Regions from separate parts of the Homo sapiens genome. Here region 1 is linked to region 2. A link is an interaction called in ENCODE POLR2A ChIA-PET data of the cell type or tissue named here. Cell type or tissue: MCF 10A. All regions are shown on one strand.

Evidence for each region. Peaks named below come from ENCODE experiments on the same cell type or tissue, not always from the same donor. Only the 100,000 strongest peaks of a DNase experiment are listed, where the experiment ranks them.
Region 1: POLR2A ChIA-PET joins it to region 2 with 5 read pairs; 5 of 35 experiments call an interaction of 5 or more read pairs at or near these places.

Annotation. Positions count from the first base shown.
Region 1 is chr2:28,833,318-28,837,317 of GRCh38, forward strand. The region is part of intron 6 of SPDYA (speedy/RINGO cell cycle regulator family member A); the gene reads left to right. Among named protein-coding and RNA genes, the nearest start is that of SPDYA, 24 kb to the left of the region's middle. In MCF 10A, no CTCF peak of the experiment used is centred here; no DNase peak of the experiment used is centred here.
Region 2 is chr2:28,581,722-28,585,721 of GRCh38, forward strand. PLB1 (phospholipase B1) reads left to right here. Exons shown (of 58, transcript NM_153021.5): 24 at 347-412; 25 at 684-784. Among named protein-coding and RNA genes, the nearest start is that of PLB1, 88 kb to the left of the region's middle. RefSeq lists an enhancer at 2,744-2,803. In MCF 10A, no CTCF peak of the experiment used is centred here; DNase peaks (open chromatin) are centred at 2,420 and 2,710.

The DNA of each region.
Region 1 (4,000 bases), 250 kb after region 2:
CTTTGCTCTTCCACTCAAGCTACACCGGCCTCCTTACCTCAAAGATACCAGTTACACTCCCATCTCATGGTCTTTGCACTTACTATTCCCATAACCTGGAATGTTGTTCCCCAAATATCAGTATGCTTCACTTCCTAACTACGTTCAGGATTCTGCTTAAATGTCACCTCAGAGAGACCTTTCCTTATCACCTTATATAGAGTAGTATCTCCCTCCATGGAATAGAAGTGTCCAGAAATATACCGTCACAATTATGTTCAATTGAATTTTGACAAGGGTGCCAAGAAAATTCAATGGGGAAAATGTAGTCTTTTCAACAAATGGTGCTATGACAACTGGATATCTACAAGCAAAAGAATGAAGCCGAACCTCTGGTTTATACCATATATAAAAATTAACTCAAAATGGATCAAAGACCTAAATGTAAAACCTAAAACCATAAAACTCTTAGAAGAAAACATAGGGGTAAGTCTTCGTGACCTTGAATTAGGTTTCTTAGACATGATACCAAAAGTAACATGTAACAAAAGAAAATATAAAATAGACATCATCAAAATTAAAACCTTTTGTCCTTCAAAGGATACCAAGTGAAGAGATGACCTATAAAATGAAAAAAATTTTTTGCAAGTCATCTATTTGATAAGGGTCTTGTATCTAGAAATATAAAGAGCTTTACAACTTAATAATAAAAAGACAATCAATTTAAAAAATGGGCAAATAATCCAAATAGACATTTCTCCAAAGAAGGTATGCAAATTGCTAAAACACACACACACACACACACACACACACACACACTTGAAAAGATGTTCAACATCATTAGCTGTCAGGGATTGCAAATCAAAAGCACGATGAGATATTACTTCACACCCACTATGATGGCTATAAACAAAACAAAAATAAAAGTATTGAAGAGGATGTGGAGATACTGGAACCCTCATACACTTCTTATGGAAATGTAAAATGGGGAAGTTGCTTTGCATAACAGTCTGGCAATTCCTCACAAGGTTAACATAGAGTTACCATATGATCCAGCAAGTCTAGTCCTGGCTATATATGCCAAAGGGTAAAAACAAAACTATGTCCACACAAAAAACTTTAACATGAATGTTCATAGCAGTATTCATAATAGCCAAAGTACAAACAACCTGAATGTCCATCAGCTGATAGAATGGATAAACAAAATAAGGTATATCCCTACAATAAAATATTACTTGGCAATTAAAAGGAATGAAGTACCTGGTTCAAGCTACAACGCAGATAACCTTGAAAAGATTATGCTACATAAAAGAAGCCTGTCACAAAGGACGACATATTGTATGATTCCATTTATATGAAAGGTCCAGAATGGACAAATTCAAAGACAGAAAGTAGATTAGTAGTTGTTATGGGCTGAGAGAAGGGAGAAAATGGAGTGTGATTGCTTTATATATAGAGTGATGAAAATGCTTCAAAATTGACCGTGGTTATGGTTGCTTAACTCTGAATATATTGAATATCATTGAATTGTACATTTCAATTGGGTGATTCTAAGGTATTTTAATTACATTTCAAAGCTGTTAAAATTAAAAGTAGTTCCTCCCACTATTACTCTGTATTCCCTTTCTCAGTTCCAATTTTCCTCATAGCACTCAACCATCATGTAACAGACTGCTTTTTACTTATTTATCTTGTTAATAAATTTCCTCCCACTAAAATACAGATTCCAAGAGAGCAGGGTCTTTATTTTGCATTTGTTTGTTTTGTTTTGTTTTTGTTTTTGAGACAGGGTCTCATTCTGTTACCCAGGCTGCCAGCTGCAGTGTGCAATCGTAGCTCACTGCAACCTTGAACTCCTGGGCTCAAGCAATCCTCCCACCTTGGCCTCCCAAAGTTCTGGGATTACAGATGTGAGCCATAGTGCCTGACCTTTTTTTTTTTTTTTTTAAGACAGAGTTTCATTCTGTCACCCAGGCTGGAGTGCAATGGCGTGATCTTGGCTCACTGCAACCTCCACCTCCTGGGTTCAAGCGATTCTCCTGCCTCGGCTTCCCAAGTAGCTAGGATTACAGCTGGGATTACAGGCATGCGCCACCACGCCCGGCTATTTTGTATTTTTAGTAGAGACAGGGTTTTCACCATGGTGGCCAGGCTGGTCTCAAACTCCTGATCTCAAGTGATCCACCTGCCTCAGCCTCCCAGAGTGCTGGGATTACAGGCATGAGCGCCCAGCCTTATTTTGTTCTTATTCTATCTCCAGAGCCTAGAACAGTGCCTGGCACATAGTGGGTAGTCAATAAATATTTGTTGACTGATCAAATGAATGGAACTTCCAATTCTTTTTCATACCTTCTTATCCATTAAATAGGGAAACAATAAACTATAAAATAATTATTCACTGAGCTCACTTTGCACTGCCGCTTACTCCAGTGGCAGATAGAGAAGCTGTTTTTTGGCTGTTCCAACAAGGTACATTTGAATCCTGTAGGCGTATAGAAAAGGTAACTGCCTAGTAGATTTTATCCTGTTCTGTTAAGTGTTCACTGGACAACTACTTTATGAATAACACACCAAGTTCAGTGCCCTGGGAGTTTATTGTAAAGAAGTATTATATCACCCCATTCCCATTCCTGAAATAGCAAGACATACTGTTGAAAATGTAACTGTTCTATACATTTGTTACTGAAAGCCTGGCATACTGCCAAACGAAACATTTCTTTAGTCCCATATCCTAAAATAACCTCAAGTTAAGATAGTAGCTACAAACTAGCTTATAATAATAATACTTTACATTTGCACAGTGCTTTACAAATTATGACTTTTACAGAAATTATCACACAAATAGCTGTGGGGGTGGTGGCATCCTCATTTCACAGCTAATGAAACTGAGGACCGAGGAGGCTGGGATTTACTCAAAATCATAGAAGTTGCAGAGCCAGAACATCTAATGACTTCCTAGTGTTCTCTTTTTTCTGTGACATCTAGCCTCCATATAAACCTCTCATATTGGTTAGTTTAGAAAATGCATTTATTTCTTGTCTTGGGAATTAAATAGCCGCAGTATTCCCTCCATTTCACAGATGCAAAAACTGTGGCTTAGTAAGATTGTGATTTGTCCATGGCCATGAAGTTAATAAGTAGCAGATACTAATAACTTAGTGCTCTTTGAATTATACACCACTGACATAAGAAAGAACATGTGCTGTCTTTTCAAATAGTGAGTTTTGTAATTGTCTCTTTTCTTTTTTTAATCTTGGCTGCAAAGAAGCTAAAAGCCAGGTATTATCCTTGACCACATCAACTCTATTACATTTTATTACTGGCATGTCTGCTTTCCCCTTTTAGTCGAAATTTCCCTTTTGGGTCTAAGCTCAATGAAATTTTTTCCCCTTTTTTCTCAGCTGCCTCATTCCTTTTTGGAAAGAGATGGGTTGTGATTAAATTGGAAAATATATATAGGGCTTCTCCAGAAAAGAGTGGACTATTTCTTTGTTTATTCTGATTTTATCTTCTTACCTGATGATCTTATCAACAACTCCTTTAAGGTGGGATTTATTTACATTGGTGATGGCTTAATTTCTAAACTGGTTCACACATTAGGGAGGATGCCTATCTAATGAGAGAGTTAGACTACACTTCCAGCCCCTTTCATGCATCATGGAGGGTAGCAATTTAATCAAGAAGTTTTTCTCTATTCCCGTTAATACTCTGGCCAAGATGCCACAATATCATCATAGCTGAGTTCTTCACTATCTATTACTTGATTCCAGATTAGGAATTTAGAAAGCAATGAGATAAGTAGTGTGTTTTGACAGAATAATCCAATGACAGTATGCAAAAGAGATCCAATATAGGGAATGTATTGGAAACTGCTAAACTTGCTATAGCTGGAAACAAGGTTGTGAAGAAAATTGATAGCAGTGCTGAAGAAAATGAAACAGATGTTAGAAATGTTAAAAAATTATAATTATCATTACCTGGTAACCAGTTGGATATAGGGTACATGGGAGAGGGAACTGTA
Region 2 (4,000 bases):
CTTTGGGAGGCTGAGGTGGATGGATCACTTGAGCCCAGGACCAGCCTGGGCAACATGGGGAAACCCCATCTCTACCAAAAAATACAAAAATTAGCCAGGTGTGGTGGCACGCACCCATGGTCCCAGTTACTTGGGAGGCTGAGGTGGGAGGATTGCTTGAGCCCAGGAGGTGAAGGTTGCAGTGAGCCATGATCACACCACTGCACTCCAGCCCGGGAGACAGAGTGAGATCCTATCTCAAAAAAAGAAAAAAAAAAAAGAAGGGGACCCAAGAGAGAAAGTAGCCCTGTTCTGTAGAGAGATTAGGTGACAAATGGTGTTCAAGGGACACTTCCTCTTCCTGCAGGTCCACTATTCTCCCCAGAACTTCACAGACAACATTGGAAAGGCCCTGGACATCCTCCATGCTGAGGTACGGAGGCTAGGCCATGAGGCCTGCATCTTAGACCTCAGACCTAGCCTAGAGGAAGCTCTGGCATCCTGCTGAGACCTCCTTGGCAGGTCACCTTTGTTGTGGATCCCAGCCCAAATGCATAGAGGGGGAGCAGGGACGGGTGGAGGAAGTGGATGGGGGCAGATGGAAGTCCCTAGATCTGAAACTTCAGCAGGAGGAGCAGGCCCCAAACCGAGGTGAAAGGCTGCCCAGCCTCATCCTCTTGGTGACTGAGTTTGCCTTTTCTCAGGTTCCTCGGGCATTTGTGAACCTGGTGACGGTGCTTGAGATCGTCAACCTGAGGGAGCTGTACCAGGAGAAAAAAGTCTACTGCCCAAGGATGATCCTCAGGTCAGACAGATACTTCTCCCCGATTCTACTAAGAATCCTCACTGCTAAGGGCAGTGGCACCCTTAGCAAATTCCTTAGAAAACCCAAGGGCCGAAGTGTGAAAGGGCTGTGACCACCCCATCTTCTAACCTGGAAAAGCCTAAGGGGAGGATATCCTAGGATTTTTCCACCCTGGTGTAGGCCTCAGCCCACCTCAGGGTGTGCATGGGGAACTACCCCTGCACCCCGCCTCTGTTGCCATGGCAGCCACAAGGCACCCTCCAGGCCTCCAGAGGGAAGAGTAAAACGCTAGGAATGGAGTCAAGCTGTGTGTCTGAGGCCCGGGGACCGCCCAGGCCACTGCTGGGACCTACTTCCAAGTGTGTCCAGAGCTGATCTGCCCCCTCCTAGAGGCCCATCTCTAGGACAGGGGTGCCTCTGGTTGGTATGGGTGTTCCATGTAAAGCATTCACAGATATAGGGCCACTGTCACCTGCCAGAGAAGGAGGTCAAACCAGAATTAGCAGGGTCCAGAGGACAGAGTCCTCCCCAGAGAGTAGAGAACCCTGGTCCTGAGAAGGTGCCTGAGAGGACGTCTTCACCCCTCAGCCTCCAGAGCCAGACAGAGCTGGCTTCCCCTTCTAATACAGGCTGAGCATCCCTCATCCGAAAATCTGAAATCTGAAATGCTCCAAAATCCAAAACTTTTTTTTTTTTTTGAGACAGGGTCTCGCTCTGTTGCCTAGGCTGGAGTGCAGTGGCATGATCTTGGCTCACTGCAGTCTCCGCCTCCCAGGTTCAAGCAATTCTCCCACCTCAGCCTCCTTAGTAGCTGGGATTACAGGCACACCACCATGCCCAGCTAATTTTTGTATTTTTAGTAGAGACGGAGTTTTATCATGTTGGCCAAGCTGGTCCCGAACTGCTGACCTCAGGTGATCCACCCTCCTCGGCCTCCCAAAGTGCTGGGATTACAGGCGTGAAGCCACCATGCCTGGCCCCGAATCCAAAACTTTTAAAGTGCTGACATGACACCACAAGGGGAAAATTCCACACCTGACTTCATGTGACAGGTTGTAGTGAAAACACAGGTGCACAGCACGCAGTTTATTCAGCATCCCCAAAAAGCCTCCTTCAGCTGCGATGCACTCTCTTTTCTGGGCATGCCCAGATCCTGCGGCTCAAGCATGCCCACAAAGGGTAGCAAAATGGCACATGTGCAGGCCGGATGCTCCAACAACAGGTTCCCCATAATGGCTCATGTGGGGCTAAGACCTGCGTGCATTACTCACCTAGTTTTTGCTCATTCTCTGTGTGGTAAAGATGTGGCTTAAAACGATAGCCATAGGGTAATGCAAATATTCCAAAAAAAAAAAAATCTGAAATCTGAAATGCTTCTGGCTCAAAGCATTTCAGATAAGGGAGACCCAGCCTGTATCACACATCTCCAGGACCGTCAGGAATAAGACGTTCCTCTAAGTGAAGCATGAACGTTTTCCGCAGCCTTCCTTCCTGCAGGTTTTCCTCTGGACTGTTAGCCAAGGTCACTGAGACTGTGCTCCCCTACCCTGCCCCCCAGCTCTGTTACTCGGTACAGGTCCCCACCCCAGCCCTGAGCACATCACATGGTAATTACTCATGTGCCTCCCTCCCCCACAGCCTGTGAACTCAGCCTGAGTCACTGCTAGCATGGTGTAGGGGCTCAGCTGCTGTTTGCTGAATGACTGAATAATTCACAAGGGCCAGACTTGCTCTTGGAAGTTAAGGGGTACCTTTCCTGCTCCTCTGCAGATCCATGCCATGCCTCACCTGGGGGACCCAAACCGCACAGGTCCCCTGGAGAAGGCCTCACGGTGCTGTGAGCAGAGACAGGATGGTTGCTTGGGTGACATGTTCCTATGAACGCAGCTGGTGTCAGGCATGCTATTTCCAACTGCTGACTCATCCGCTGGCTCACACTTTCTCCAGTCACTGGGCCACACAGGGGATCGGTGTCTTCACTCCATTTCAGAGCAGTTTACCAGAAAGCCTCTTGCTACCCATCTTGGCAGGGTTTTTTAGACCATTCAAACTCAAGGTTCAAAATAGGCATTTGCCAGGCCCATTCACAGATCTGAGATGGCCAAGTCACTGAATGTCAAGGTTGGATAGACTCAGGTCACCTTCTCCTGCCACCTCTGCAGTGCCCTGCACTCCCCGCCTCTCCACTGTTTCATCGGGTGGCTGTGCTTTCCTCTGCAGTGCTGAGTCTACACGGAGCCATCCCTGCTGTTATCACCTCATCCCCCTGGACCAAAAGCCCAGATGTGCCAGATAGCTGGCCGGGTCAGAGCTGCAGATTGGATGGAAGCAGTTTAACATAGAGATTAAGAGCTCAGGTTCAGAGCCAGGCAGACTTGAGTTCAAGTCCTAGCTCCCACACTCAGCACCCATGCAACCTTGAGAAAGTTACTCAACCACCCTGAGCCTGGGTTTCCTCATCTCTAAAACAGGGATAATGAGAATACCACTTCTAGAATGGCTGGGAGGACTAAACAGGTTAATACCCATAAAGTTTTTATTGCAGTGCTTGGTACAGTGTTCAATGTTAATTATTCAATAATAATTGCTAAGATACACTCAAATCAATGTATCTTAGCAATTATTATTGTTGTCACTGCAGTATGCCTCATCGGCACAGCACTTTCCTCAGACAGCCGTAAGGTGACTCGTCTCCATAAAAGTCACTCCTACAGAAATCAGAAGAAGTCTATTTCATTTTCAAGAGCAAATCCAGGTCTAGGAATTTTTCTTTTTTTTTTTTTCTTTTGAGACAGAGTCTCGCTCTGTTGCCCAGGCTGGAGTGCAGTGGCACAATCTCGGCTCACTGCAACCTCCGCCTCCCGGGTTCAAGCGATTCTCATGCCTCAGCCTCCCGAGTAGCTGGGACCACAGGCATGCAGCACCACCCCAAGCTAATAGTTTGTATTTTTAGTAGAGACGGGGTTTCGCTATGTCAGCCAGCCTGGTCTTGAACTCCTGACCTCAAGTGATCCACCCACCTCGGCCCACCAAAGTGCTGGCATTACAGGCGTGAGCCACCGCGCCTGGCCTGGAAATCTTCTTTAGCTTCGTTTGGTATGGTCAGCAGGTCAGCCAGCCAGGCTCCTCATTAGCACAGATCTCTGAACTCCAAGTTAAAAGAAATGTATTGAGTCTCAAGCCAGCGTTTCTGCATCACTTATTCAGGATGGTGAT